Regions from separate parts of the Homo sapiens genome. Here region 2 is linked to region 1. A link is a loop called in an ENCODE intact Hi-C map of the cell type or tissue named here. Cell type or tissue: B cell. All regions are shown on one strand. Each heading gives the region's core, and the rest is flanking DNA. Links, peaks and the distances in the headings are about the cores only. Region 1 has its middle 190 kb from the start of CDKN2B. Region 2 overlaps CDKN2B-AS1 (CDKN2B and CDKN2A antisense cis and trans regulatory RNA 1).

The links. A loop is a pair of places that touch in the nucleus more often than their neighbours do. Peaks named below come from ENCODE experiments on the same cell type or tissue, not always from the same donor. Only the 100,000 strongest peaks of a DNase experiment are listed, where the experiment ranks them.
Region 2: a loop joins it to region 1, with 2.1 times the contacts of the local background. A loop is called at or near these places in 1 of 110 quality-filtered maps.

What each region holds. Positions count from the first base shown.
Region 1 is chr9:22,189,402-22,205,368 of GRCh38, reverse strand. No RefSeq gene overlaps it. Among named protein-coding and RNA genes, the nearest start is that of CDKN2B, 190 kb to the right of the region's middle. RefSeq lists an enhancer at 7,954-8,013. In B cell, for the core only: no CTCF peak of the experiment used is centred there; DNase peaks (open chromatin) are centred at 7,548 and 8,168; H3K4me3 peaks cover 1,412 bases; H3K27ac peaks cover 1,603 bases.
Region 2 is chr9:22,043,193-22,059,159 of GRCh38, reverse strand. CDKN2B-AS1 (CDKN2B and CDKN2A antisense cis and trans regulatory RNA 1) reads right to left here. Exons shown (of 19, transcript NR_003529.4): 4 at 12,711-12,843; 5 at 12,260-12,409; 6 at 9,932-10,054; 7 at 2,773-2,908; 8 at 106-801. Among named protein-coding and RNA genes, the nearest start is that of CDKN2B, 42 kb to the right of the region's middle. In B cell, for the core only: no CTCF peak of the experiment used is centred there; a DNase peak (open chromatin) is centred at 8,009; H3K4me3 peaks cover 538 bases; H3K27ac peaks cover 634 bases.

The DNA.
Region 1 (15,967 bases), core at 3,371-11,370:
TATCAGTTTAATAAAATTCCTAAAAATGAAATCATTGAAATTAGAAATCACTAAGGTGGTGGGCGACCAACACAGGAGGACATATTTATTTTTGTATACTTGTATCTTTGTTTCATATTTATATATTAAGATACCATAAAATATAATAATTCCTTAGAGCAGAGTTTCCTAAATGGGGTCCATAATCCCTAGAAATCAGGGAATCTGAGAAATAGGAAAAATTTAAATATTGATTTTGACTAACTGGAAGCTGTCATTTCATTTAATTATGAGCATTAAAAAAAACCATAGAAGTAATAACAATAACTTTGACTTTTTCACCAATGTAAATTTAAGATATTTTTATAGCATGTAACTATTGTCACAAAATAATATTGTTTATATTCACCAGTATCATATTACTCATTATAATAGACCTAAAGTTATTTCCCTGTTATTTATTCTGTTAGAGTGTATATATTACCATATTACAGTTTTTTTAAATTTTTTGGTAGCTATATTTCAATTTAATTGACTTCTTTAGTAATTCTGTGTATTTTGTTACATCCATTTACAAATCACTATTTGAAGGCATCCCTAGGCTTCATCTGACAGCCAAAAATAATACTACAGGACAAACTCAGGGATGAATACATATATCAAAACACTGCGCTGTTGCCCATAAGTAGATACAATTATTTGTTTATTTAAAAAAAAAAATTTAAGCTCAGAAAAAATGTTATGACTATCTAAAAATTTAAATCAAATTTAATTTCCCTTTTATTTTTTAATTCTAAGAAAACCCTTAAATACAGCCCATTCAACAAATTTAACCAAGTATATTTTTCTCTTGGCCTTCAGGTTTTATTATAGATGTTTGTCACAAATTCAATAATGAAAGAGGAAAGGAGTAAACAGAGAAAGAAGAAGTGGGAAAGGTGTTCTGCAATTGATCACACTATAAGCTCTTACATCCTGTCTTACCAAAAAGAAAAATAATTACTTGAATGTGTCTACTTTCTTTCAGTTAATTCTAAATTACTCACCTAAGAATTTATACTGGCGGCGAGGCATATTCTCAGCCTAGTAAGGAAGTAAATTACTTATATTTACTACCTGATATTTAAAATATAACTTAATTTTCAGACATATCTACTCAAGAACTTGAGTTTGGGTATTCTAGGATTTGTTTAATAAGGCTCCTTCATTACATCTCATCCTAGATCTCTTTCCAAAATATAGAAGTCAAATTCAAATATGTTCCCTTCATGCTTATATTTTACTCACTTTAACTCCTTCTCTGGACCTTTTCTATGCCATTCTATTCCAGGCCTTGGATTTCTACGTGTTTGTGTCTTAGATCTGTTAAACTCAGCTGACCCACCACACCCAAGCAGAACTTCAAAAGAAGCTGTGAAAAGCGTGCTTGTTCTAGCTGGAAGATCATCCTGAGTCCCTCCCTGTTTATTCTTGAAATGTTTGGGCCTCCTTTCATCTCCAGTTCTCAGATTTGGGCACAATAACCGAGCTCTGATGTCTACATCTAACCCTGTGGATCCCAGGCTGTCAATGAAATGTTTATTTCATGCGGATTCCGTGGCTCTGCTGACTCAGCTTATTTTGCAGTCTCTATTACCCTATTGCGAAATCTCCCTGTCTATGACTAGCCTCGAAATCCCAATTTCCAGAGGACAAGGATCTGGACATCCACTGCCCCTCTTCTTGCAGCACAGCCAGCCCTGGAAGGACCCTCTAACTTTAGCTACACTTGAAACAGAAATTTTACATGACTCACCATATGATAGCATTGATGCTCTCCTGTAATTCAAATTCAACCTTCGTGTTTCACTTTCAAACCTGCTTCATCAAAGTGACATATTCAATAGAACAGAAGAGTGGCCTTTTCTGAGATTTTTATTAGGGGAAAAGGATGTACAGTGAATTACACCTCACACCTCACACCTCAAAGAAAACTTCCAAAATATGTTTTTTACCTATCTTCTTTCCCCAGATTCCCACATCATACAACAGTAGCTTTATCTCTGTCTCTTTCTCTCTCTCTCTCTGTCTTTCTCTCTCTCTGAATCGCTAGCTTATTGTTGCTCTCTAAGTTCCATGAAGCTGTAAAAAAAAAAAGAATAAGATACTTATGAACTAATGTGCAGCAATTTCCCAGACATATTGTTAAATGACCAAAAGCACGGTGCAGAAGAATACATATAGTATGCCACCTTTTGTGTAAAAAAGATTAGGAAGTAAGAAATCAGGCATATCTTTACAAAAAGAAAGAGGAAAAGTGAAAACTATGAAGTTTTCAGGGGAAGCGTATGGAACATATATGCAAAGTGTGACACTTCCCTGACAATTCCTGTTTTTACGGTTTGACATGAAGTTATCTTAATATTCTACATACTGAAAGAATAAACATAATTTGAAAAAGGATAAGAAAGGAAAGAAAATGAAAGCAAACGCAAACATGAACCCAATGTTATTTCTAAAGAAAAATGTAGCATATTACAGGGACGGTGTGGCAATGAAAGGACAACCCTGAGTAGCTTATGATCACAGTATTTGACTATAAACCCTTAGCTTTGGGCAAGTTACATGTACAGGGTAGAGAACACCAGACAAATCCTGAAGGGTTTCAGAGGTATGGGCAAAGCAATTCTGAAATTATTTTAGATCTATTATAAGAGTAAACAAATTAGTAAATGTATCGAAGTTGTTGGGAGCTACTTGTTTTCTTGCTGTGGAAAAGGGGGCTAATAAACATGAAACAGAGAAAGCAAGCACTTAGTGAGGCTGGATCAGAATCAGTGGTATCAGCATGGACTCAAGATTTCTAAATAGATACATATATACACACACACACGTATACATTTATATGCATGTATATATGTGTACATGTATATGTATCTAATTTATGTGTATATAAAAATACATGTAGTAAGTATATATTTAGGTGTTTATATGTCTATATACCTGTATATATTTCTTATCTCAGACCACAAAAAGACCTAGAGGCAGAAATACCACAGTAGCATTGAACACACTTGGTGCCCAGATTTTAGCCCCTAATATCAGTCCCCACTAAAGAGAACAAGGGGTCTCGTTTTCTTGCTGCTGGTATTCACTCAACTGCTCAAACTAAAACTTTGTCATTCGTTTTTAAAAATTAATATTACTATTAATCTTTAAAGATTACTAAGTGTTCTCCAAATTATTTTGCATGGTATACAAGGACCCTCAAACTTTTAAACTTTTAAATCAAATTAAATTTCTAGAGTACTTTAGCAAACGACTTGCTAAAATCTCTAAAGAGCCCTATTTTATAATTCAAACAGGAATAAGCTGTTAATTTGGGCTTATTGGGTTTTACAATACCAAAAATGTCAATATGCTTAGCGACAGACTACTCTATTATATCTATGTCATTGAAGAAACTATTTAGGAAATGATTTTAACTTGCAAATCGAGTAGTCTTTATGAAAAAAATACATCTCTTTTGCTTCAGTTGGCTTTTTCTAGATGAGGTAGAAGTTATTGAGGAAGATCTCTAAGCTATAGGTTAATTCCAAGGTTTATCATTAATGCTTATGCTGACCTTTTTGAGAATAACTAAGTGAATTTTTTTAAAATCCGAGAAAGTTGACCATAAAAGGATTCCAGGTATAAACATTTTTCCATTCCAGGTGACCTCCTGTTTTTCATTCTATTTCATTTGATTTAACTTTTTGGCACAAAACTTACAGGTTCTTTGTCAACAATACTTAACAGACTCAGTAAATTAGTAGATTTTGAAGAGTGGTTTAATCATAAAGGAAAGAAAGTACATGGTCCTAACATCCTCTCTTGTAATGGGGTAGGATCATGGATTTCTTCTTGGGAATCAGGCAGGAGCACTGCAAACTCCCATGGACTAGCAAGTGACTCACCCTAAGGTCACTGAAGAAAGGAGTGGCCAAGGTCCAAGGGTGGGAAAAAAACCTTCTAATTAATTAAACTTATACTTGACCTAGTGTGACTAGCATTGGAGCATTACCTGCTTCAGCGGTTTTACAAGGCTGTTGGGAAGATGGGGCTGTTTTGTTTTTTATTTTGTTTTGTTTGTTTACAACAGTGCCCCCCAAAGTGCCTCTTTATTCCTAAGGACTTTAATCACAATTTGAAAACCACTCATCTATTCAGCCTCTTGGTTTTATTTATTGGGAACTAAGAACCAGATACTGTGGACTTCCAGTATGAGACAAAGGTGTTATTTAAGCAAGTAATGAAACAAAAATACTTGTTGAATACTCTCTTTCAACACTTCAAAGAAGCCAGGAAGGGAGAAGAAAGAGTTTTGGAGGGGAATCACCACCACACCTCTCTGCTGAGTGGGTTGGGGCATTCAACTCTAAAGCAGAGGCAAAGGAGCCCCGGGCAAGCCTGGCCATCCCCCTAGGCTCGATTTGCACCCATAGGAGACTTTAGCCATAGGGGAACTGTCAGTTCTGAATTCTGTAGGGTGGTCTTGTCCATCAGATGGGACCAGTACAACCTGAGCACCCCTTGGTCTGCTAGACTCTCCTGGGGCCACAGCCTGGCCACACATAGTTGCAGGGCAGCCTTTGGTGCCCTGAGGGCCCACACCATAGCTTTTGCAATGGTGGATCACGCCTGACAGATGGAGAGCTCCAGTGGGCAGTGCCTATGGACACACACCAGTCCACACATTCCCTTCCAATACTGCGGCTTCCTCTGGGCCCCTGGCAACTCCTCACATTGTTTTGCTGGCATGTGGCTGCACAGGGCAGGTTTTGCTTTTGTTGCCTCACCAGCATGCAGGAGTGCAGTCAGCCCCTCTGCCGCCTGCTGATTGCTATTGCAGATGGAGCATTGATGGGCACAGAGCAAACCAGCCCTCCCCCTGCAAGCACCCTGCCTTATGCAAACACTATACAGAGAAAAGTGGATCCACCCCTGCCCTGAGGGACCACTCCTGCTTGTAGGGCACAAAGAAGGCACCCAGACCAGTGCCTGCCAACATCTTGCTCCCAAGCCAACACCACCTTGAGTGCGACTGCACAGTCGCAGGCAACACACACCCCTCTAGCTGCATTGCCTCCACCACTGCGATGAATGCTCACAGGGAGGCAGGACCCCCAGCACCCACTAGCACTCTGCCACAGCTGCTGCTACCAATGCTGCTGAAATGCAGACAAGAAGGATCCCACTGTCACTACACCACGAAACATTTTGGCTGACATCACCCATCAGAGTGCAGTAAACAGTGGTCCAGGAGCACCTCAGTGCCCCCAGGATAGCAGATTCCTAATCTCAAGGAGACAGAGAACAAAGTGGGGCCCAACACAAGTCCTCCAAAGTTAGAGAACTAAGCCCAGGAGTTGAGAGCTGAGGACCAAATCTCTAAAATCTTCCAGAAATGAAGCCAGTTAGCTGACTGCACCTTATACCACAATCAAATCCTCAAGGTCATTAAATAGGATAAAAGAAAAAACACTCATCCAAAGGTAAGCATCCTCAAAGACTGAAGGAAGATAAGCCCAGAAGATGAGAAACAATCAGTACAAGAACCCTGATAACGCACAAAGCCAGAGTACCTTTTTACCTCCAAAAACACACATCACCTCTCCAGCAAGGTTCTGAACTGGCTGAGATGGCTGAAATGACAGAAATGTAATTCAGAATATGGATAGAAATGATTGAGCTATAGGAATAAGGTGAAATCTAATGCAAGGAAGCTAAAAAATCATAAACAATGCAGGAACTTACAGACAAAATAGTCAGTATAGAAAAGAACCTAACCAACCTAATAGAGCTAAAAAATACACTGCAAGAAATTTTACAATGCAACCACAACTATTAGTAGCAGATTAGGCCAAGTGGAGGAAAGAATCTCAGAGCTTGAAGACTGTCTTTCTGAAATAAGACTGTAATAAAGAAATAGAGAAAAAAGAATAAAAAGAAATAAACAAAATCCCTGAGAGATGTGGGATTACATAAAGAAGAAATCTATGACTCCTGGGTGTCCCTAAAAGAGATGGGGAGAAGGGAACTATATAATCTATTCTCATGCTGCAAATAAAACATGTCTGAGACTGGGTAATTTATAAAGGGAAGAGGTTTAATGGACTCACAGTTCAGCATGACTGGGAGGATTCACAATCATGGTAGAAGGTAAAGGAAAAGCAAAGGGAAGTCTTACATGGTGGCAGACAAGAGAATATGTTCAGGGAAACTCTCCTTTATAAAATCATCAGATTTCATGAGACTTATTCACTATTGTGAGAACAGTATGGGGGAAACCACTCCCATGATTCAATTATCTCTACCAGGTCCCTCCCATGACATGTGGGGATTATTAAACTTCAAGGTGAGATTTGGGTGGGGAAACAGCCAAACCATATTATTCCACACCTAGCCCCTCCCAAATCTCATGTTCTCACATTTCAAAAACAATCATGCTTTCCCAACAGCTCCCTGAAATCTTAACTCATTTCAGCATTAACTCAAAAGTCCACAGTCCAAATTCTCATCTGACAAGGCAAGTTCTTTCCACCTATGATCCTGCAAAATCAAAAGCAAGTTAGTTACTTCCTAGATACAATGGGGATACAAGCATTGGGTAAATACACCCATTCCAAATGGGAGAAGTCAGCCAAAAGGAGGGGACTACAGGCTTCATGCAAGTCCAAAATCCAGCAGGGCAGCCAAATTTTAAAGTTCTGAAATGATCTCCTTTTACTCCACGTCTCATATCTAGGTCCTGCTGATGCAAGAGGTGAGCTCCCATGCCCTCTTGGGCAGTTCCACCCCTGTGGCTTTGCAGGGTACAGCCCACCTCTCAGCTGCTTTCACAGGCTGGCATTGAGTGTCTGTGGCTTTTCCAGGTACGTGGTGTAAGGTGTTGGTGGATCTACCGTTCTGGGGTCTGGAGGACGGTGGCCCTTTTCTCACAACTCCACTAGGCAGTGTCCCAGTGGGGAATCTGTGTAGGGGTGCCAGCTCCACATTTCCCTTCCACACTGTCCTAGCAGAGGTTCTCCATGAGGGCCCAACCCCTGCAGCAAACTTCTGCCTGTTCATCCAGACGTTTCCATACTGCCTCTGGAACCTGTGTGTTCCAGGTCCATACATCCTCTGAAATCTACGTGGAGGTTCCCAAATCTCAGTTCTTGACTTCTGTGCGCCCACAGCCCAATACCAAATGAAGGCCACCAAGGCTTGGGTCATGCACCCTTTCTGAATCAATGGCCTGAGTTCTAGCCATGGCTAGGGCACAGGGCACCAAGTCATGAGAATGCACAATGTAGCAAGGTCCTGGGCCCAGCCCACAAGACCACTTTTTTCTCCTAGGCCTCCAGGCCTGTGATGGGAGGGGCTTCTGGAAGACCTCTGGCAGGCCCTAGAGACATTTTCCCTATTGTCTTGGTGATTAACATTTGGCTTCTCATTACTTATGCAAACTTCTGAAGCCAGCTTGAATTTATCCTCAGCAACCGGGTTTTTCTTTTCTATTGCATCATCAGGCTGTACATTTTCTGAATTTTCGTGCTCTGCTTCCCTTTTAAACATGTTTCAGTTCCAAAGCATAAATCTGCGAATACATAAAACTCAATGCATTTAACAGCACCGAAGTCACCTCTTGAATGCTTTGCTGCTTAGAAAATTCTTCTACCAGATACCCTAAATCATTTCTCTCAAGTTCAAAGTTCCACAAATCTCTAAGGCAGGGGCAAAATGCCAGTCTCTTTGCTAAAACATAGCAAGAGTCACTTTTATTCCAGTTTCCAACAAGGTCTTCATCTCCATGTGAGACCACCTCAACCTGAACTTTATTGTCCATGTATCAATGTCAGCATTTTGGTCAAAGCCATTCATCAAGTCTCTAGGAAGATCCAAACTTTCCCTTCAAACTTCTTCCTGTCCTCTTCTGAGCCCTCCAAACTGACCCAACCTCTGCCTGTTTCTCAGTTCCAAAGTCATTTCCACATTTTTGGGTATCTTTACAGCAGCACCCCACTCTACCAGTACCGATTTACTGTATTAGTCAGTTCTCATGCTGTATAAGACATACTTCAGACAGAGGAATTTATAGAGAAAAAGAGGCTAAATAGACTCACAGTTCCACATGGCTGGGGAGGCCTCACAGTCATGGCAGAAGGCAAAGGAGAAGCGAAAGCTTGTCTTAAATGGTGGCAGGCAACAGAGGGTGTACAGGGGAATTCCCTTTTATAAAACCATCAGATCTTATGAGACTTATTTACTACCATGAGAACAATAGGAGGGAAACTGCCCCCCTAATGCAATTTCCTCCACCTGGCCCCACCCTTGACACATGGGAATTATTACAATTCAAGGTGAGATTTGGGTGGGGACACAACCAAACTATATCAGGAACGAATCATGGAAAGAATATTTCAGGACATTATACATAATTTCTCCAACCTTGCTAGAGAGGCCAACATTCAAATTCAGGAAATGCAGAGAACCCCATTGACAAAGAGACATATACTCCCACATAATAATAGTAAGAGACTTTAACACTGTACTGACATTATTAGATAGATTATCCAGACAAAAAAATTAACAAAAATATTCAGGACATGAACTCAGCACTAGATCAAATAGACCTGATACACATCTGGAGTACTCTCCACCCAAAAACAATAGATTATAAGTTTTTCTTATTGTCACATGGTACAGACTCTAAAATCAATCACATAATTGCACATAAAACACTCCTGAGCAAATGCAAACTACTAAAATCATTTACAAAGTCTCTCAGACCATAGCATAATCAAATTAAAAATCAAGACTAAGAAATTCACTCAAAACAATACAATTACATGGAAATTAAATAATATGCTCCTGAATGCCTGTTGGGTACATAATGAAATTAAGGCAGAAATGAAGAAGTTCTTTGTAAGTAATGAGAACAAAGATAAAACATACCAGAATAACTGGGACATAGCTAAGAGAGTGTAAGTGGGAAATTATAGTGCTACATCCCTACATCAAAAAGTTAGAAAGACCTTAAGTTAACAACCTAATATCACAACTAAAAGAATCTCAAATCTAGCTGAAGATAAGAAAAAAAAACAAAATTAGGGATAAACTGAAGGAGACTGAAACAAGAAAAACTATTCAAAACATCAACAAAACTTTAAAAAATAATAATAAAATAGACCACTAGCTAGACTAATATGGAAGAAAAGAGAGAAGGTTCAAATAAACACAATCAGAAATAACAAGGGAGATATTACCATTGACCCCACAGAAATACAAATAATCATCAGAGAATATTATCAACATGTATATGCATGTAAACTAGAAAATCTAGAAGAAATGCATAAATATCTTGACATATACACCCTCCAAAGACTCAACCAAGGAGAAATTAAATTCCTGAACAGACAAATAATGATCTCTGAAATTGAGTAGTAATAAATAGCCTACCAACCAACAAAAGCTCGGGAAAAGCCAGATACACAGCTGAATTCTACCTGTTGTACAAAGAAGAGCTGGTACCATTCCTACTGAAACTATTCCAAAGAATTAATGAGGAAGGTCTCCTCCCTAACTCGTTCAATGAGGCCAGCATCTTCCTGATGCCAAAATGTAGCAGAGACACAATGAAAAAAGAAAATGTCAAGCCAATGTCTATGATGACTATTGATGTGAAAATCCCCAGCAATATACTAGCAAACCTAATTCAGCAGCACATCAAAAAGCTTATCCACTACAACCAAGTAGACTTTTTCTCTGGTGTGCAAGCTTCATTCAACATATGCAAATCAATAAATTTGTCTCATTACATAAACAGAACTAAAGACAAAAACCACATGATTCTCTCAATAGATGCAGAAAAGACTTTCAATAAAATTCAATACCTCTTCATGTTAAAACTCTCAATAAACTAGGTATTGAAGGAACATACCTCAAAATGATAAGAGCCATCTATGACAAACCATGACCAACATCACACTAAGTGGGCAAAAGCTGGAAGTATCCCTCATGAAAACCAGCACAAGAAAAGGATGCCCTCTCTCACCACTTCTATTTAATATAGCATTGGAAGTCCTGGTCAGGGCAATCAGGGAAAGTAAAAAGATAAAGGCATTGAAATAGGAACAGAGGAATTCAAACTGTCCCTGTTTGCAGATAATATAATCCTATATCTAGAAAACACCATAACCTCAACCCAAAAGCTCCTTAAGTTGATAAACTTCAACAAAGTCTCAGGATACAAAAATCAATTTGTCTTCTGAGATAGAAAAATGTTAGTAATGCAAAAATCACAAACATTCCTATACACCAACAACAGTCATGCTGAGGGCCAGATCAGGAACGCAATCTCATTCACAATTGCAACAACAAAAAATTAAATATCTAGGAGTATAGCTAACCACAGAAGTGAATGATTTCTACAAGAAGAAGTAAAAAACACTGCTCAAAGAAATCAAAGATGACACAAACAAATGGAAAAACATTCCTTGCTCGTGAAGAGAATCAATATTGTGAAAATGGCCATACTGCCCAAAGCGATTTATAGATGCAATGCTATTACCATCAAAATGCTATTGACATTCTTCACAGAATTAGAAAAAAAACTATTTTAAAACTCATATGGAACCAAAAAAGAGCCCAAATAGCTAAGGCAGTCCTAAGCAAAAAAAACAAAACTGGAGACATCATGCTACATGGCTTCAACTATGCTACAGGGCTACAGTAACCAAAACAGCAGCATGATACTGGTACTAGAACAGATGCAGAGACCAAGGAACATAATAGAGAACCCAGAAATAAGACTGCAAGCCTACAACTATCTAATCTTCAATAAACCTAGCGAAAACAAGCAATTGGGAAAGGATTTCCTATTCAATAATGGTGCTGGGATAACTGGCTAGCCATATACAGAAAATTAAAACTAGACCCCTTCCTTATATCATACACAAAAATCAACTCAAGTTGGATTACAGACTTAAAATGCAAAACCCAAAAATAATCAAAACCCTAGAATAAAACCTAGGCAATACCAAACAGGATATAGGAATGGGGAAAGATTTCATACGAAGATGCTAAAAGCAATTGCAACAAAAGCAAAAGTTAACATATGGGATCTAATTAAGCTAAATAGTTTCTACACAAGGAAGAAACCATCAACAGAGTGAACAAACAACCTATAGAATGGGAGAATATTTTTGCAAACTACATACCTGAAAAAGGTCTAATATCCAGCATCTATAAGGAACTTAAACAAATTTACAAGAAAAAAATAACCTCATTAAAAAGTGGGCAAAGGACAAGAACAGACACTTCCCAAAAGACATACGTGAGGCCAACAATCATAGGAAAAAAAACTCAACATCACTCATTATTAGAAAAATTCAAATAAAAATCACAATAAGATATCATCTCACACCAGTCAGAATGGCTATTAAAAAGTCAAAAAACAACAGACGCTGGTAAGGCTGCAGAGAAAAAGGACACTTATACAAAGTTGGTGGGAATGTAAATAGTTCAACCATTGAGGAAGACAATGTGGTGATTCCTCAAAGACCTGGAGGCTGAAATACCATTTGTCTCACCTATCCCATTACTAGGTATATACCCAAATGAATATAAACCATTCTATTATAAAGACACATGTATGCATATGTTCACTGCAGCACTATTCACAATAGAAAAGACAGGAATCAATCTAAATGCCCATCAATGGTAGACTTGATAAAGAAAATATGACACAGATACACCATGAAATACTATGCAGCCATAAAAAGGAATGAGATCATGTCATTTCCAGGGACATGGATGGAGCTGGAGGTCATTATCCTTAGTGAACTAATACAGGAAAAGAAAACAAAATACCACATGTTCTCACTTATAAGTGGGAGCTGAATGATGAGAACACATGGACACATACAGGGAAACAACACCTACTGGGGCCTCTCAGAGGATGGAGATTGTGAGGAGGGAGAGGATCAGGAAAAATAATTACTGGGTATGGGGCTTAATACCTGGGAGATGAAATAATCTGTACAACAAACCCACATGGCACAAGTTTATTTATATAACAAACCTGCATTTATCTATATAATAACCTACCCCTGAACTTAAAAGAACAGTTAAATTAAAAATCAAAAAAAAAAACTTTCCCAGGCATATCTATGACTCATTAATCATTCATGTCATACAAGAAGTTTTTATTGGCTGCCACATTCAAAATACTATAGGAGATACAAAAGAAGTCTACACAAGGCATCTTCTAACAATCTACTGAAGAAAGAGTATGTTTTCGTACTATCTTCATAACCCATTTATGTGCAAATCATTGCAGTGTTATATGCCAAAGTGAACATAAACGTTTATATGTAATAAAGTTGCTATTAAAAAATAGTAGGGAAAGAAAATATTATTCATTACACAACATGGAAATAAAATAACTGGAAAATGTTTTCAGTGCCTCCCCTCATACGATCTTTCCAGAAGGAATAAAAATTTAAGTACTTTTTAAATCATAAATCAACATGAAGCAAATTTAAGTATATGTTTATTGTCTTAAAATGAGAAGGACTTTCTTTTTTTTTTTTTTTGAGACGGAGTTTCACTCTGTCGCCCAGGCTGGAGTGCAGTGGCGCAATCTCGGCTCACTGCAAGCTCTGCCTCCTGGGTTCATGCCATTTTCCTGCCTCAGCCTCCCGAGTAGCTGGGACTACAGGTGCCCACCACCATGCCCAGCTAATTTTTTTTGTATTTTTCAGTAGAGACTGGGTTTCACCATGTTAGCCAGGATGGTTTTGATCTCCTGACCTCGTGATCCACCTGCCTCGGCCTCCCAAAGTGCTGGGATTACAGGTGTGAGCCACCGCACCCGGCCTAAATGAGAAGGACGTTCTAAGTATAATCTTTGAAAGTAATAATAATAAAAACCACTGTAAAAACTCTTCAGGAAAAAATAAAATTAAAAGAAAAGGCTGGAAAAATAATTGACAGAAGATACTGTATTTGTATCTTTACTACAGACAAAGACTTTACAAATCCATAAAATGAGTCCTAAAATAGAAAGCTAGGCAAACATTATGAATAAATAGGCAAACAATTATGATTACAGATAGAAAATTTACTTTTTTTTTTTTTGAGACAGAGTCGCACTCTGTCACCCAGGCTAGAGCGCAGTGGTGCAATCTCGGCTCACTACAACCTCCACCTCCTGGGTTCAAGTGGTTCTCCTGTCTCAGCCTCCCAAGTAGCTGGGATTACAGGGGCATTCCATCATGCCTGGCTAATTTTTGTATTTTTAATAGAGACAGGGTTTCATCATATTGGCCAGGCTGGTCTTGAATTCCTGACCTCAAGTGATCTGCACCCCTAGGCCTCCCAAAGTGCTGAGATTACAGATGCGAGCCACTGCACCTGGGCAAGATACAAACATTTTTAAAAGAATTTTTTAAAAAACATCAAAAAAGAATTAATTCTCACAAAAAATTAAAGAAAATAAAAACATGTAATATTTCATACAACAATTAATCAAAAAGTAACATGTTAATATTTTATACTCATGCAGTTGAATTAAAATGGGTAGTCATTTTCTGGAAACGGAATTAGAAGAAAATTTCTGGGGGATAATCAGGCTATAGATACTAAAAATCTTAAAAGTATGTATACTCTAATATAGGAATCCCATTTTAGATAATTATGCTATTGAATAATCATAGATTAACACAAAGATATGTGAATACGTTAATCGCTGTCACCAATGACTTGGAAAATGCATAAAATAAATTGTAAATTGAAATGAGTGGGTTACAAAGAAATCCTTTTTTGGAATATAAATCATTCTATTATAAAGATACATGCATGTGTATGTTCATTGCAGCACTATCCACAATAGCAGAAACATGGAATCAAACAAAACGCCCATCAGTGATAGACTGGATAAAGAAAATGTGGTACATATACACCATGGAATACTATGCAGCCATCAAAAGAAATGAGATCATGTCCTTTGCAGGAACATGGATGGAGCTGGAAGCCATTATACTCAGCATACTAACACAGGAACAAAAACCAAACACTGCATGTTCTCACTTATAAGTGGGAGTGAAACAATGTGAACACAAAAGCCCAGGGAGAGGAACAACACAACTGGGATTGGGGAGGTGGGCATAGGGAGGGAGGGCATCAGGAAAATTAACTAATGTGTGCTGGGCTTTGAACTTAGATGATGGGTTGATATGTGCCGCAGTTTTTTTTTATTTCAAATTTTTATTTTAAGTTCCAGGTTACATGGGCAGGATGTGCATGTTTGTTACATAGGTAAATGTGTCCTATTGTGGTTTGCTGCACAGATCATCCCAACACCCAGGTATTAAGCCCAGCATCCATTAGCTCTGCATCCTGATGCTCTCCCTCCTCCCACCTCAGTGTGTGTTGTTCATCCCGATGTGTCTATGTGTTCTCATCATTCAGCTCCCATTTATAAGTGAGAACACGTGGCATTTGGTATTTCTGTTCCTCTGTTAGTTCTCTAAGGATAATGGCCTCCAGCTCCATCCATGTCCCTAAAAATGACATGATCTCATTCCTTTATATGGTGGCATAGTATTCCATGGTGTATATGTATATATGTACTACATTCTCTTTATTGAGTCTATCACAGATGGGCATTTAGATTGATTCCATGTCTTTGCTATTGTGAATAGAGCTGCAATGAACATATGTGTGCATGTATCTTTAGAATAGAATGATTTATATTCCCTTGCATACATACTCAGTAATGGGATTGCTGGATCAAATGGTATTTGGTATTTGTGCCTCTAGGTCTTTGAGGAATCGCCAGACTGTCTTCCACAATGGTTGAACTAATTTATACTCTCACCAACAGTGTAAAAGCATTTTTTTCTCCAGAATGTCACAAGCATCTTCTTGACTTTTTAATAATAGCCATTCTGACAGGTGTGAGATAGTATCTCATTGTGGTTTTGATTTGCATTTCTTTAATGATTAGTGATGTTGAGCTTTTTTCATATGTTTGTTGGCCACATGTGTGTCTTCTTTTGAAAAGTGTCCGTTCATGTCCTTTGCCCACTTTTTAATGGGGTTGTTTCTTTTTTCCTTGTAAATTTGTTTAAGTTCTTTATAGGTGCTGAATATTAAACTTTGTCAGTTTCATAGATTGCAAAAATGTCCTCCCATTCTGTAGGTTGTCTGTTTACTCAGTTGATAGTTTCTTTCGCTGTGCAGAAGCCTTTTAGTTTAATTAGATCTCATTTGTCAATTTTTGCTTTTGTTGCATTTGCTTTTGGCATCTTTGTCGTGAACTCTTTGCCCATTCCTATGTCCTGTTTGTTGTTGTCTACGTTTTCTTCTAGGGTTTTGATAGGTTTGGGTTTTACATTTGAGTATTCCATCCATCTTCAGTTGATTTTTGTTGATGGTATAAGAAAGTATACCATCTGTATATGGCTAGCCAGTTATCCCAGCACCATTTGTTGAACAGGAAATCTTGTCCCCATTGTTTGTTTTTGACAGCTTTGTCAAAGATCAGACGGTTATAGGTGTACAGTCTTATTTCTGGGTTCTCTATTATGTTCCTTTGTCTATGTATCTGTTCTTGGACCAGTACCATGCTGTTTTGGTTACTGTAGCCCTGTAATACAGTTTAAAGTAAGGTAGTGTGATGACTCTAGCTTTATGTATTTATTTATTTATTTATTTATTTATTTATTTATTTATTTTTTGCTTAGGATTGCTTTGGCTATTTGGGCTCTTTTTTGGTTCCATATGAATTTGTTAAAGAGTTTTTTTCTAATTCTATGAAGAATGTCAGTGGCATTTTAATGGGAATAGCATTGAATCTATACATTGCTTTGGGCAGTATAGCCATGCTCACGATAGTGATTCTTCCTATCCACAAGCATGGAATGGTTTTTCATTTGTTTGTGTCATCTCTGATTTCTTTGAGCAGTGGTTTGTAGTTTTC
Region 2 (15,967 bases), core at 3,947-11,946, 150 kb after region 1:
GTGACTATTGGGAAGGCATGGTTGGTTTGGAAATGTGAGGACATGAGATTTGGAGGGGCCAGGGGTGAAATTACGTGGTTTGGCTGCATCCCCACCAAATCTCACCTTGAATTGTTTCTCCCAGAATTCCCACATGTTGAGGGAGGGACCCAGAGGGAGGTAAATTATGGGAGCCAGTCTTTCCCATGCTATTCTCTTGATAGTGGAATAAGTCTCATAAGATCTGATGGGTTTATCAGAGGTTTCCGCTTTTGCTTCTTCCTCATTTTTCTCTTGCTGCCACCATGTAAGAAGTGCCTTTCGCCTCCCACCATGATTCTGAGGCCTCCTCAGCCATGCGGAACTGTAAGTCTAGTTAAACTTCTTTTTGTTCCCAATTTTGGGTCTTTATCAGCAGGATTAAAACAGATTAATACATATAGTGACCAAAAAGTGGCCGTTCCATCAGTCCAAGTTCCTAAGTGACTTCAGTGAGCAGATCCCCTGCAGATGATAGATGGATATGTGCCATGAGTAAGAATAATTCTGTATATTTTAAGCCAATGAGATTTTGAGGTTGTTTGTTACCACAGCATAATTGGGCTTATCGTGACTGATTCAACCTCTTTCTGTTTACATTTGGGCTTATATGATAGGCTCATTGTCAAACCTAGAAAGAAGCAAAGATTCAAATGGCAACAGAATAGTGTTCTTCTGCTAGAAAATGTTTCTAATAATTCCATTTGTCCTGTGTTAGGTCTATGTTTTTCCCTGGTGTGTCCTTCATGCTTTGGATATCAGTGAAGGCGTTCATTGGAGAGACTGAGAAGAAATGAATGTAAGGGAAAAAAGTAAATAAATGGAAATTTGTCAGTACCCGCCAAAATGAACTTATCTTGAAAATTACGTAAGAACAGACCATGAAGCAAGGGAGAGGCAATCTATTTTCAATACTGGTTTTCACTGGGTTTGTTTGTTTCATTTTTGAGATGGAGTTTCGCTCTTGCTGCCCAGGCTGAAGTGCAATGGCGCAATCTCGGCTCACTGTAGCCTCTGCCTCTCGGATTCAAGCAAATCTCCTGCCTCAGCCTCCCCAGTAGCTGGGATTACAGGTGCCCACCACCACACCTGGCTAATTTTTTTTCAAGCAAATCTCCTGCCTCAGCCTCCCCAGTAGCTGGGATTACAGGTGCCCACCACCACACCTGGCTAATTTTTTATATTTTTAGTAGAGACAGGGTTTCACCATGTTGGCAAGGCTGGTTGCAAACTCCTGACCTCAGGTGATCCACCCGCCTTGGCCTCTCAAACTGCTAGAAATATAGGCATGAGCCACCTTGCCCAGCCTATCACTGGGTTGCTTTTTTTTTTCTCAAGACAGGGTCTCACTCTATCGCCCAGGCTGGAGTGCAGTGGCACTACCTCAGCTCACTGCAACCTCCACCTCGCAGGCTCAAGCAATCCTCCACCTCTGCCTCCTGAGTAGCTGAGACTCCAGGTGCCCACCACCACACCTGGCTAATTTTTGTATTTTGTAGAGATGGGGTTTACACCATGTTGCCCAAGCTGGCCTCGAACTCCTGAGCTCAAGCAATCAGCCCACCTTGGCCTCCCAAAGTGCTGGGATTACAGGTGTGAGCCACCACACCTGGCCAATACTATATCACTTTCTACAACTATATCTTTATGTCTTCCTGAGTGTGGCCAGCAGAAATATCCTTTTGACTAGATGCTGCATCTACCTTTATTCTTTGGCTTAAAATATTTAATTAATTTTGATTAAAAATACGAGCTTTGGAAGATCACAATCATAATTGTTATGTTCACTATATAATAGATATACAGGAACATGTACTTGTGTATCTAATCCATAGCATCTGAGTCTGTAAGCCAAGAGAATGTGAAGGCCTTTTGGAAGATGGAACGAAATTATAACATACTGAAGAATACATAGCTCTGCTGAACAACTTATGAGTTAACTTTTGGAAAGAAATCAAGAGACAATCCCTGTAAAATTAATATTTTAAAAATAATATTTATTTTTATCAAAATAATTCACATACACTCAGAGGCAAATATTACTATCTTATAACAAAAACAGCAGTTACCTATTTGGGGTCGGGTAAAGGTAAACTCAGAATAATATGTTATTATATGGCAAGAGTAAGAAAAATGACTAAATCTAGATTAATCCCTAGTTTTGAGGACTAAGCTACTAGGTGAATGTCAGGTTCATTAATTAAGATGGGGAAGACTGGTAAGAGCAGGATTTCCAGGAGGGAGGGAAAGCAAAGAATCAAGAATTCTAAATTGGACATAGAGATTTAGACATCAAAAGTGAAGATGTTGAGTAGACAGTTTTATATACAATCCGGAGTTGAGGAGATGGGTCATGGGTAAAATTACTGGTTTAGAGGTCACTTGGATGTAGATGATATTTAAAGATATTTAAATGATAGCAACTTAAGAGAAGAGAGGTTAAGAAAACTGAAGCTGACATCACTTAACATGTAGCATTCAGGCCAAGGAAGAGAAGCCAGAAAAGAAGACCGAGAAACTGTGGCCAAGAAGATTGGCAGAAAGCCAGGAGAGGTGGTGACTCTGGAGTAAGCAGGGGTTCAAAAAGGAGAAAACAGTCACCTGTGTCCATGCGGCTCACTGTTCACTATATAAACTTAGCCGTCCTTTATTTTCCTGCCTCTAATCTATGTGGCAATTTTCACAGTTCCCCTCCAATTTCTCACCACTGTGCTTTTGCTCCTATTATTCTTTTGCATTGGAATACCTCCTCACCTGTCAAAATTCTCTCTATCCGCCGGGTGTGGTGTCTCACACCTGTAATCCCAGCACTTTGGGAGGCCGAGGCGGGCGAATCACGAGGTCGAGAGTTCAAGACCAGTCTGGCCAACATGGTGAAACCCCGTCTCTACTGGAAAAAAAAAAAAATATATATATATATATATATATACACACACACATATATAAATTAGCTGGATGTGGTGGCAGGAGCCTCTAATCCGAGCTACTCAGGAGGCTGAGGCAGGAGAGTCACTTGAACCCGGGAGGTGAGATTGCACCACTGCACTCCAGCCCAGACGACACTGCAAGACTCCGTCTCAAAAAAAAAAAAAGAAAAAAAAATCTATGTAACCTTCAAGACCCATCAAGAATGCTATCAACTTTGTAACGTATTTCCTAGCTCCACTAATAAAATATGCTTTCTTCCTCCATACTATCTGATAGCCCGTTGCATGCCAAATTTTATTCTGATTTGTACTATAATTGTTTGTATTCTTTATTCATCCTCCCTATATGCCAATATAGGCCCCCCAAACCTCTCATAATGTAGCCGAGTGTCTGGTATGCAGTAGGTCCTCAATAAAAATTTTCACTAAATCAAATCCAAAAATATAAAACCCAAGCCAGGAAAAGTATCTTCAAAGGACAGCCTCTTTTGTCCCTTTAGATTTCTGTCTGCCAGCACGTGGATCATCTGCACCCAAGCCCAAGAATTATTTACTCATATTCCTGGCCCTCTATAAAAAATAGTGAAAAAGATCAATCACAGAAAACCAAGGTTTTTTTAAAGTTATATTTTTTAAAAAGACTGTGGCAAAAAAACAAAAAACAACCAACCTACCTACAGAAGAATGCTGGCAAAACTACTTATCCTGCCTTGGCTGAGTATGTCCTGAGCTAATGGCTATTTTAAAAACCACTTAAACTAATTTTTCTCCCAGATCTTCATTAAGAAAATGGCAAGTTGCAAAAGCCCAAAGGATAAAACAACTTTTGTTATCCCTGAACCTAAAACTAAGCTACAAAGACTGTCCTAATCCAAGCCTTGGTTTAAAAGTCAAACAGCAGAATATTAAAAATTGCTAAGAGAGTAGATCATAAATGTTCTCACCACAAAAATATGGCATGCATATGAGATGACAGATATCTTAGTTTGATTTAACCATTTCACAATGTATACATATATCAAAACATTCCACTGTACACAATAAATATATAGAATTTTTATTTGTTAACTATACCTTAATAAAAATAAATTTTTAAAAAATAAAGTGGCAGAGGCATCTGATAAATAACAAATATGAATTTAATAATTTTAAAAATCAGGCAGGCTGGGCGTGGTGGCTCATGCCTGTAAATCCCAGCACTTTGGGAGGCCAAGGCAGGCAGATCACTTGAGGTCAGGAGTTCGAGACCAGCCTGGCCAACATGGTGAAACCCCATCTCTACTAAAAATACAAAAGTGAGCCAGGCATGGTGGCAGGTGCCTGTAATCCCAGCTCCTTGGGAGGCAGAGGCAGGAGAATTGCTTGAACCCGGGAGGCAGAAGTTACAGTGAGCTGAGACAGAGTGAGACTCTGTCTCAAGAAAAAAACACCAGCAACAACAAATAAAGTAAAATAAATAAAAATAAAAAGGCTTATAAAATAAAAAAATAAAATAAATAAAAATTTAAAAAAATAAATAAAAAATAAAAAAATAAAAATAAAAAAAGCTGAAAGAACACAGGTTTTCACATAGAAAGGATATGGATTTGATTTTCAATCCTATCATTTGATATTTTTGTAATCCTAAACAAATTTGTCGGCTTTTTTGAGCCTCAGTTTTCTCACTAGAAAAATAAAAATAAGAATAAATCTCTTAAATAATGACTGAAATACTATGAAAAGAAGTGCCTGACACAAGGTATGCTCATAATCAGTTATAATTATTAGTATTGTCACAAATCCTAAGAAATTGTTTGTGGCCTTTCAAGTATTGCCTGGTGATTATTTATAGTCTGATTTAATAATAGATACCACTAACTGAGCACCTCCTATGTGTCTTACGTGTTTTAGATTTGTAGACAAATGTAGTGACTAAGAGCATGCACTCTGGCGTCAAACTGCAGAGATTCACATTCCAGCTCCATCATATGGTAGCTGTGCGACCTTGAGAAAGTTACTTAACTTCACTTCTTATGTCTGGATTCTTCATCTGTAAAATAGAAATGATAATAGTACCTATCTCACAGGATTGTTGTGAGGATTAAATGAGATAGTGTGTATAAATTGTTTATCACCAGCTTATAGTATGTGCACAAGAAATGCTAGCTAAGGTTATTATTATAATTTCCGTTTTGCAGATTAGGACCCTAAGCCCTAAAGAGGGTCAGTAACTTATCCCAGGTCACACAGTTAGTTATGAGTTAACTTTTTTTTTTTTAATTTAAGGCTGCTTATTGCAAAGCCTGTGCTTTTTTGCTAAACCATCTCTTTTTCTGTTACGTATGTCCTAAGTAAAAATCCTTATTTTTTCCTTCGATGGCTGTAACAATTAGCTAGTGACGGTCTACAAGACATCAAGGAGGACCTAAGGAATAAAATACAGCAATCAGGTCTAAAACAAATATATGTTGCTATTTCTTCTTTGTATGCACCATAGTAGTATACTGTATTTCCATTAGAAGTTATGTTAATAAGAAAATTTTTGAATGTTCTTGCTCCAAACATCAGCATATACTTGCATTCTCTTACACTGGGAAGAAAGAAAGTGGTAGAAAGAAGTCATCTGGAAGGTAGCTCTGGCTACGAGTTGGAGGAAAAGGGAAGAGAGAGAAAAACAAGTTATCAGTGGTACACATAGTCAGGGCCAAAACTTTATAAACCAAACAGAATTTCCACAGACCTAATGATCACTGGGAATTATCTGCCAAGCTGCTAGGTGAAACATGCTGAAAAACAGCCTGGGCCTATGGCAAACATGTTTAGCTTTATGATTTTCTTCATCCCCTCTTCTGACTTGCACAATGTTGCCCCCAACTGTCTTCTAAAACTAATCACTCTTTCATGGTCAATGGAAACTTAGAAACCTAGATTCTCAAACGTTTGCTAAAAAAGCCCAGGTCTTTCTAGACATCTGTAGATAGATAAATAACCTAGTGATAAAGAATATACATTCTGTTCAGGTCCATCCTCCAGCTCCGTCCCATATTAATTGTGTGATAATCCAAACTGGTTGTTTTGTGCTAAGATTCCTACTTCCTGCACTTTCAGATTCACATACTCAGAGCTAGAAAACTTTTGAGAGTACAAGGTGATAACTACTGCAAATTCACAGAAGATTACATAAGTATAAATAGTCAACCTAACCTCCCTCTTCCTCTAACATTTTCTCACAAAACTAAAAAGTTTGGAAACTCCTTTTCTTAATGCTGGCGCCAGTTCAGCCACACTCTAGAAGGTATTGGTTTCATGAACTACAATGTGGAATCATCAAAATAAAGGGGCAGGATGAGAAAAAATGACAGCATGGGGCTTTGTGGTGTGTAGATTTAGTTGCTCATACAAGAACCTGGGAGGGGGAACCCCCCAAAAGATTAGTCACTTCATTTTATGTTGAGAACCCAATTCAGGTTAACAAAGTGTTGCCAACAAAGGAGATGAGAAAATGGCAGTATTCACTTGCTCTGGACTGAATAAACAAATGCGGGATTTGTGGGCTGACTAATGTCCTGGGATAAACCAGGCAGTCAGCCAAATTCTACGAGTTTTGATGAAAAGACAGCAAGCCCACACTTTTCTTCATGAAGAGTGCTCTGTGGGAGTATTGATGTCCACATGGGCAGCCTGGGTCTTCAACTTGCCTTAAAGATTCGCCCTTATCCAGCCACAGGAAATTCTCAATGCTTCTGTAATTGAAAACCTAGATCAAATGACAGAAGCTAAATTCCTTCTTCTTGAGAAGTGTTATCTGTCATGCATCTCTTTGTAGAAACGTGTTATCATTGTCCTTTTTTAAGCACTACATTACTCTGAAAATATACAGTTAGGTCACTAAAATGTGACTCTAGCTTTTCATTCATTCATTTCATTCACTGAATGCCTGCTATGCTCTAGGGACCATGTAGGGCTTTGTATATAGAACACTTAATGAGTCAGACATTGAAGCCCCCCATCCAGCCTCGAAATTCCAAGGGCACTGAAAAAAGTAAAATAGTACTTGTAATTTCATTGGGGGAAACTATTAAAATTTGAAATATTTTGGTGAGAGAGGCAATAAGTTTTTCAATTAAGGTCTTAATACAAGGTTGTAGGGAAGTCAGAAATGAGAATGTGGAGTTTCCTTTAATCTGGCCACCAGGATCCCCCACCATGATGTGAGGACCACAGTCATGATTTAACCTCAGGCTAAAATGGATTTTATTACAAACTGTGCAGCTAGTGAAATGTCAAGGGTTGTTTCACAGGATCTTAACTAACACAAGAAAAACTTCCTAGCAGCAGCTGATGCAAACTCCTTTAAATGTATACGTCTAATTTATCTATCCAGATAATAAATATACGTGGTATATGCAGGCTGAAAACAAAATCCCTGGAGTGTTTCGATGTGAGTATAATATACCTAGAAGCAAAAACTTCACTGATATAAAGGATGCATTTTATGAGTCTCCACAAAAATCTCCAACTTTTTATGAAATGTAAGGCCTTCTTAAGTAGTGTTTACTACATACAGCTTTCATAGTTCCTATATGAATACCTACTCTCCATGATTTATCAGCCTTCTAGAGTCCCAGTAGGATGCTGCCAAATTGCAAATTTGGAGAATTAGTTTTAAGAAACATTGTATATAACTGCCTTTGGAAGAAAATTCAGGTAGATTAGCAAAGATTTTAAGCAAGTCCTTTCACAAAAACCTGCAGAATTTCAAGGAGTCTGGGGTTTATGAAATCATCAAATCAATACCAAGTTTAACACATTTATGTTACTCTTATAAGCATAACTCTTTGGGAATAAAGGTATTACAAAAACAAGATTTGGAAAAGGAGGCTAGCTCTTGTTTAATTACTGTGAAGAGCAGAGAATTGAAAGAAAAACTACACACTAGTTGGAAAAGTGCTACTCGGGTTTAAAAAATAGAAAAAGAAAATCTGAGATTGGGATTGGACGATAAGCAGGTAGCAGAAGCAACAAAATGTCTCTTTCATTTTCAGCTCAGGGGGCCCCTTAAAGGAGCAGGCTGAAATGTACAGCCCACAAACCAGAGGAAGGCCTGCACAGGAAGTAGAGTGGAAATTACAGTTGAATGGACTCTGAAACAGGATGAAGCCAGTCCATGTGAGGTTCATGAAAACCAAGTAGACAATATGAACATCCAAGTGTTTCCTTGTGTCATTAACTCAATATTACATTCTGATTTCAAACACCATGGAACCACAGTGAAAAAGCTGCAAAAACGGTAGCCGTTTTTTCAAAACTTCTTTCTGCTGTTTGCTTGTCAGAGCTGATCAGACTCTTCCTTGAGCACTTTGCAGGTCACACACTGGATCCCACTGAGGTGAACTATTTGAAGGGTGATATCAGATTTCCCAGCAAAATTAGATAAGCAGATTGACATGGCAAGAAGCATGAGTTAGCATAAGGAGCTTCCCTAGACAGTGCCAGCGAATTAGGTGCCAAAAGCCTGAGGTGGTTATTAGAAAATGATTACCACCTCCAATTGTCTTAGTACAGACTTTTCACCGCCAGAAAACTGCTACAGAAGAAGCTAGCCAAAGCAATCACTGCTCTCCTAGGAAGCATTCACTGGGAGCTCTTGCTAACATCCCCACCGTTTGAAAGTGGCTAGACAGGACAGTGACAGCAATTCCTGTTGTCAATTAACGAGAAATTGCCCAACGGGATTTTAACTGTTAACTGGATTTCAGCCATGCTGCTCCCAAATACTCCTTTCCTTTGGTTACCTTTCAGCTGGGACTTCCTTGGCAGCCAAAGAAGTACTTCACTTCCACAGTCATCACAGCAGTACAGAGGAAGAAAAACTGAAAAGGGGTCAGGACTCCCTGGCTCTATACGTAATCAATTGCAAGGCCTCTGGCCAAGCCAGGCTGCTTTTCTGTCTTCCCTTCTCCTTTAATCATAAAATAGGATAATATAAAACCTACTTCACAGGATTATAGAAAAGGTCATAGGAAAGAACAGATGAGCTAAGTGCTATGGAAGGTACATACACATTTATGTACTTAAGTCTATGTGTGTGCATGTATGTGTACAGTATATACATTCAACTTTTTAATGTTTCCCAATTGCATAAAAGAGAAATACAGACTTAGCAATCAACTGGTTAAGTGATATGGACAATCTGGATATTTTAGAATAAAAATTCACCCCTTGGTTTGAGGACAAAAAGGCAATGTCTAAATTGTTCAGACCATTTTTAATTCTGCAAGTCCTAGCCATGGAGTCTATACAAGACTAAATTTTATGATTGCTAGGAAGCCAGAAAAAAAATATTTAAGGAAAAATAATAATAGCTACTAATTATTAAATGTTTACTATATGCTGGCCAATCTATGAAACGCTTTACAGATATTATTTTGCTTCCTCTTAGTTACAATCTTGTAAAGTATCTATTTAACAATACTATACATGATGCCTTAAGTGTATAAACAAATTTATTGTTGGAATTGAGATTCAGACTCAGGTCTGTCTTACTTCAGGGCCCTTGATCTTAATGTGAGTCATCCCAGCTCTCTGAAGAATGCCATTTTTCTCATCTGCCCTACTCTAGGATTTAGCATTTCCTTTTGCTGTTAAAAGTTGGCCCATGTGCCCTGGCTGGTGTGTGGGCCAGTCCCTGTGGGGCCCCTTGTGTAAGAGCAGATGTACTGGAGGGTGACATAGAGGATGCAGTGTGCAGAGAGTCCTAAAAGCAGAGGACAAAAGAAGCTTCACAAGGAAAGCACCTTTCGGACTTATACCCAGATTTAAAGGGCTGCATTTCTTTGATAAATGTCACAGAGGCTTGTGTTTGGACAGAGTAGGAAAGAACTCTTCCCATACTCTCCAGCCATTCCACTTAGACTAAAACTCTTCTTTAGATGTTTGGGAACAGTTGTTTGGCAACTTTTATTCAATTAGGGTTCATATCTAAAAGGTCGTTTCATATCTCCTACCTGTTACCTCTGATGGTTTCTTTGGAGTTAGATACATTCCAAATAGATCTCCCCGGTTTTCTTCTAGAAAGCAGTACTGACTCGGGAAAGGATTCCAGCACACCTAACAGTGATGCTTGAACCCTAGAAGAACCACATAGTGTATTAGCCTAGTCATTAGATATTATTTAGAAACACCACTGGAAAATATTAAATAATAGAATTTTAGAATTAAGATTGATACTAATAGGTAAAAAGTGAATATTTGTTGAGCTCTTAAAGAATGGCAAGCATAGTACTATACCTCTTACATGGATTATTTCACTTGTCTCACACTATCCCTAAGAGGCAAGAACTGTTATGATTTCCATTTTCAAATTAGAAGACTAAGTTTGCCATTAAATATTTCTCATTGTCAAAACAGCCACCAACATGACAAGGAAGAGTAGACCTCAGGCAAGAGTAATGCAAAATTTTCACAGAGCTATCCCTCCTTAACCTCCCCACTTCTCCTGTGTTCTCCCAAATGTCTTATTCCATCATCCAAGGTTGGTTACAAATTTCACTCATTTGTTGTACTTTTCCCCGATATGGATTGGATTGGTGACTGGATATCTCCCATGAAACTCGAAAAACAAGAAATTAAGACCTTAAAAGAAGAAATGAAAGATATTTAACTCTAAAAGACCTGAGAATGAACTATGACTCCAAGAAAAGTATGTACGTATATGTATGAAACTGATTGCAAAATGAAAAAATCCAGTGGAGACCTCTTATCTGCCAGACTAACCCCATGAACAGCCTCTTCCATGCAATTCAATGGAAATTATTCCACGGGAGTTATGTGAAAGAGAAGAGCAAAAAGTTTTGTTGAGAAATGCAGGATTGGGAGAGTTAGGCCAGCATCATGAGGAGCTTTGTTTGGTATGAGCACTTTAACCAGATCTCTCCCTTTCAGAGCCTGCCCCAGCTGAGATATTTCATACCAGCATCCACCTTAGAGGCACACACTTCTGCTGAGTGCATGGGCAATGGGATTAGGACGGAAAGACATTTACAGGATGACAGTGTTGAAAAGTTGTTGAAATCCAGCTCTAAAATATACCAATTATTTATGTCATATTTTGGGTTTCCAACTCAATATTTTCTCATCCAGGTCAGGCGCACTGACTCACGCCTGTAATCCCAGCACTTTGAGAGGCTGAGGCAGGTGGATACCTTGAGCCTAGGAGCTCGAGACCAGCCTAGGCAACATGTTGAAAACCCATCTCTACAAAAAAAAAAAAATACAAAAATTAGCCGCACATGGGAGTGCACATCAAATAGTCCCAGCTACTCAGAAGACTGAGGCAGGAGGACGACTATAGCCCAAGAGGTTGAGGCTGCAATGAACCATGATTGTGCCACTGCATTACAGCCTGGGCAACAGAATGATTCCCTGTCTAAAAAAAAAAAAGAAAGAAAAAAAAAGTTTTCTCATCAACAGTGTCTAACCACAGCAAAGCTGGATTGCAAAACCTCCTTAAAGGGAAAATATTTAGAAAAGAGTTATTTGGTTCTATAGTCTTTGTATCTAATTAGCTAAGTTTTGTTATGTATATGTGTAACATCTTCATAAAATGACAGAAGAATTTTGTACAGTATAAATGAGCTATAAGAATCATAATAAATAATAACTAATATATTTCAGCATTTGTAATGTACTATAATGTTATAGATTACTCGCTTCATAATTTTTGCTTGACTAATTCATCACAAGTGCTAAGTTCTTCAGCTCATTAGTTCTTGGAAGCATGGAGTTACCACTAGTAGTGAAAGGGTGCCTCTTTAATGCTCAGGTTGAAATTAAATCACAGAAATAGTTGCTTCTTTCTCACCAAATCACCAGCATGTGGTCTTTCCCTCTGAAACTTGTGAGGATGAAATATTTATATCAGCATATAAATGGATGCAAATAATGAGTGTCTCCTTTATGCATTTTGCTGCAACAATATACCTATACATAGTTTTAAGGCTTGGGAAAAGCTATTGGGTACAGACAAAATAAAGAGGAGAAAAGAAAAAGGAAGGGAAAGGAGGTGAGAAGAGCAGAGCAATGCTTGAGCAAAGGAGGGAGATGAAAGACTATTTGTTTCATGTCTATTATTGTCATGAGTTTACCTGTATCACATGGATTTAATCTTTATTACTACTCCAGACGTAATTTAGATCACCCTCATTTTCAGAAAAATAAACGAGGGCTCAAAGAAATGAAGTAGGCTACATTACTAAAAAGTGCTAATCACAGGATTTGATCCTAGGTCTCTGTGATTTAAAGAATCTCCATTCTCTTTCACTGTATCTCATTACCTCTCTTTCCAAGAAAATTCTCCTTTGATGTGTGTTTTTCAATTCTTTAAGCACAGATAACATATATCTGGTGGCCAGAAAACAGAAGTCTTTTCTTTGATCTCTGCTGTTGAATCAGAATGAGGCTTATTCTTCTCATCAAAAGGGACACTGGATGTAGGAGAAAAAAGAGGCAAATGTTAATTAATCCTTTGGTTGGACTATGACCTAAACACAGCAGATATTTCCTAATCCCTCTTCATAAACACTTTTATCACCTTGGATAGTGTATGAAGCAGAGAAATACATTGAATATGGTATACCTATACTCAATAAATAGAACACAATAATAGTTCCACCTTTCAATTCTAGTACAGATGCCAATGCCTGATTTAAACATATGCCCCAGATCCTCCTGCCTTTTTTCTCTCTTCAAACAACTATCTATACACAGTCAAGACTCTATGACAACCTTAGCTGTTCCTCGACAGGGCAGGCAGGTAGTCCAGTGGTTAAGTACATGAGCTCAAATTCTGGCTTCATCATTGATGTGGTCTTTGACAGGAAAATTATTTAACTTCTCTCTTTCTGTGGTTTCTCAATATCTGAAATAGTGATTTATTATGATGATTTATTTCATGAAGTTGCTATTAAAATCAAACAAAATGATATGCATAAACTTCCTAGCATAGTGCCTAAGATATAATGGGAGTCACTGCATTTTTCTTGAATTATTGCTAGATATAGTCCTCCACTTTGTGAAGTAGACAAATTACAGTACTTTGAGGTAGCTAGGGAATCATTTGGATGGCTTCCATTTGCTACAGAGAAATTTATTTGGAGGAAAAGAAGCTGAAGGGTTTCTCAAGAGACCTCAACTATTCAGGTTGTCCCAAATTTTCTTCTTATATTCTAAGTCCAGTGCAAACAAAATTTCTGCCTATTTAATGTTTAATATTTAATATAGCAAGAGAATTCATTTTAGGTCCAATTTGTGTAGTATAGTATTGTATTATTATAGGTACATATAAAATATTGTTTAATAAATACACCTTCTGATTTATGAGCATTTTGAAGAGCTTGGACCACAATCTTGAACAATTTACTTTATGGTGGAATTTTATAGTGCTATATCTTCACTTTTATAGCATACTGCTAAGTCTATATGTATAAACATAGTTTTTGGTGAAGAATATGACCCCCAAGGTTAACTTTAGACTTTAAGTGATCTACTTTTTGACCTTCATTGTGGCAAAAAGCATGAGCAGCCTATGCATTCCACCACTTCCTCCATCAGCACCACAGCTGCCACCAGTACAACTACTGTTCCCCCAGCCTGTTTTGCTTCCTAAGCATTGATGTTTAGAAAAAAAAAATTGACTAGTTTAGTGAAGCTAAACTATTTGTACATTTGCTGAGATAATACTATGCATTTCCATTAATAATGAATACTTGTGCCAAAAGCAAACTATAAGGGTTATAGTGATGATGTGCTGGATGAGAAAACCAGAGGAGTAAAATTCTACTTTCACCAGTAATTAGCAGTGTGGAGTTGAGTAAATAAACCTCTCTAAGTCTCAGTTTCTACATCTACTAAATCTAAGCAAATTCAAAACAGTGATTATTTCATTAGATTAGATATTTTGATTAGTCTTAAATGTCTAATATATAATAAACACTCAACAGGTAGTAGCTATTCTATGTTAGAATACAAGCAATTCATTTTTACCTTATCATGATACTCATATTTCCCCTTCTCCTATTTTTCCTTTATCCTCTTAATCCTATTGCTTCTGTTTATAAAATCAAATCCTTTGCATAGGGAGACCACATATTAAAAGAAAATAAATACACACACACACACACACACACACACACACACAAATAAATAATATTTTTCCAAAAGAAAAATACTTCTCCTCAAAGAAAAAAGTTACAAAATAAGTATTGATCATATGAAATGTATACATGGTGGAAATAGATCATTTAGCACTTTATAACTTGAATATAGAGTAGTATTCTTAGGAGAGAGTCAAAAAGGTTGTGTCAGCATCCTAGTGAAACATATTCAGGCACCTTTTGCCTTCAAACTTCTTTCCCAGCCAAGATGACAAATGTGGGTTAAACATTTCCTCTCTTACTGACTCATTTGGCAGAAAAAGAAGTCCAGATACCAAGAGGAATAGAAAAAAAAATGATGGGGATACAGGCACAGGAAGGAGGGGGAGGGAGGAGAAGCAAGTCATATTTCATCAAGCTATGCAAAACCAATGCAGAGGATTAAAAGAAGGATGCATTGACTTTCACAGGTAAAAACCAGGTTCTGGAAATATAACAATTTTTAATGTGAACTTCACACCAAAGAATATTAATAACTAAAGTGTTTTTTACAGAATCACTGTACTATAATTCAGTTATTTACAGGATAATAACAAAAATATATATGAACTTACACAGGAAAGCCAAAGATCAAATCTCCAGAGTATTCACACTCATGTATACTAACAGACCCAAAGTTACACTTTGATTGAACTACTGTGAAAAATAATCAGAGTAATTGTTTGATAACTTAATTATAGGATATTCTAGGATATCCTACTAGGATATTCTACTCTGTTTCTAGGCATTTTACAACCTTTAACTAATTTGTCCCATAATAATTGCTAAAAGTAATTATGTTAATCTGCCACCATCACATCCAAATTTTTGTAAAATAGTCAGGTGTGAAATCTGAGCTGACTAAAAATAAAGTACAAATACTAAAACATCTTGTCGTGTTAGTTATAGCTGACCTAGGCGAAAAAAAGCTTGACTTCCACTGTTCCTTCTTTCCTGCCCTTTTGCCTCATATTTATCTGATACTCATGGCTAAAATTTGTTGTGAGGATAAAATAAAATTAAATGACATACGTAAAGTCCTCAATAAATAATAGCTCTTATTACCATTGCTATGGTTACTATCACTATTTCTGTATTTTCTTTTGCCATTCCTCATGCTTGAATATGAATCTCATGGGTAGAGTTTCCCAAAGCATGATATGTGTAGTACTACTAAAGGCAAGATTTTGGGTGCATACAGACAAAAAAATAATTTAGTAGTAACATATTTATATTAAAGTATATTTAAAAATTTTTAACTAGCACATCAACCTAGTGATGTAACAGCTACTGTTATTACTAAACAAATTTAATTAAGTTGAAAATCATAGTATATTTTCAGAAGCATAATAGTATAGGTGGTATGTGAATAGCATAATCATGAAGATGGCACATAAATAACTAAAGTTTGGAAAACAATGAAATAAAGCGTAAACAACTGCTTTCACAACCTAAGGAGTGGGGAAGTAGAGTCACATTTTGAAAGAAGCAAATCTTTCACCTGCTAGATTATAAATTCCTGAGGACACATAGTCTTCATCTAGGCAAGTATATTAATATGTGCCCAAGAACTGAACACTGGATATATTTGAAGAAAATCAAAACAGCGCATGTGTGTCTGTGTGTGTGTGAATAGATTTTGATGAAGAAAAAAAAATCTTATAAAGGCAGCGAATGTGGAAAAGCCTTAATTTGTAATTCATACCTTATTCAACATCATATGTTTCTTACCGTAGAAAAAAATCTATGAATATGAAACAGCCTTTACCAGTGACTAAAATCCATGGAGAAAAAAACTCTCAAATTACTAATAAAAGTGGAAAAGTTTTAGCCAATTATCCTTCACAACAT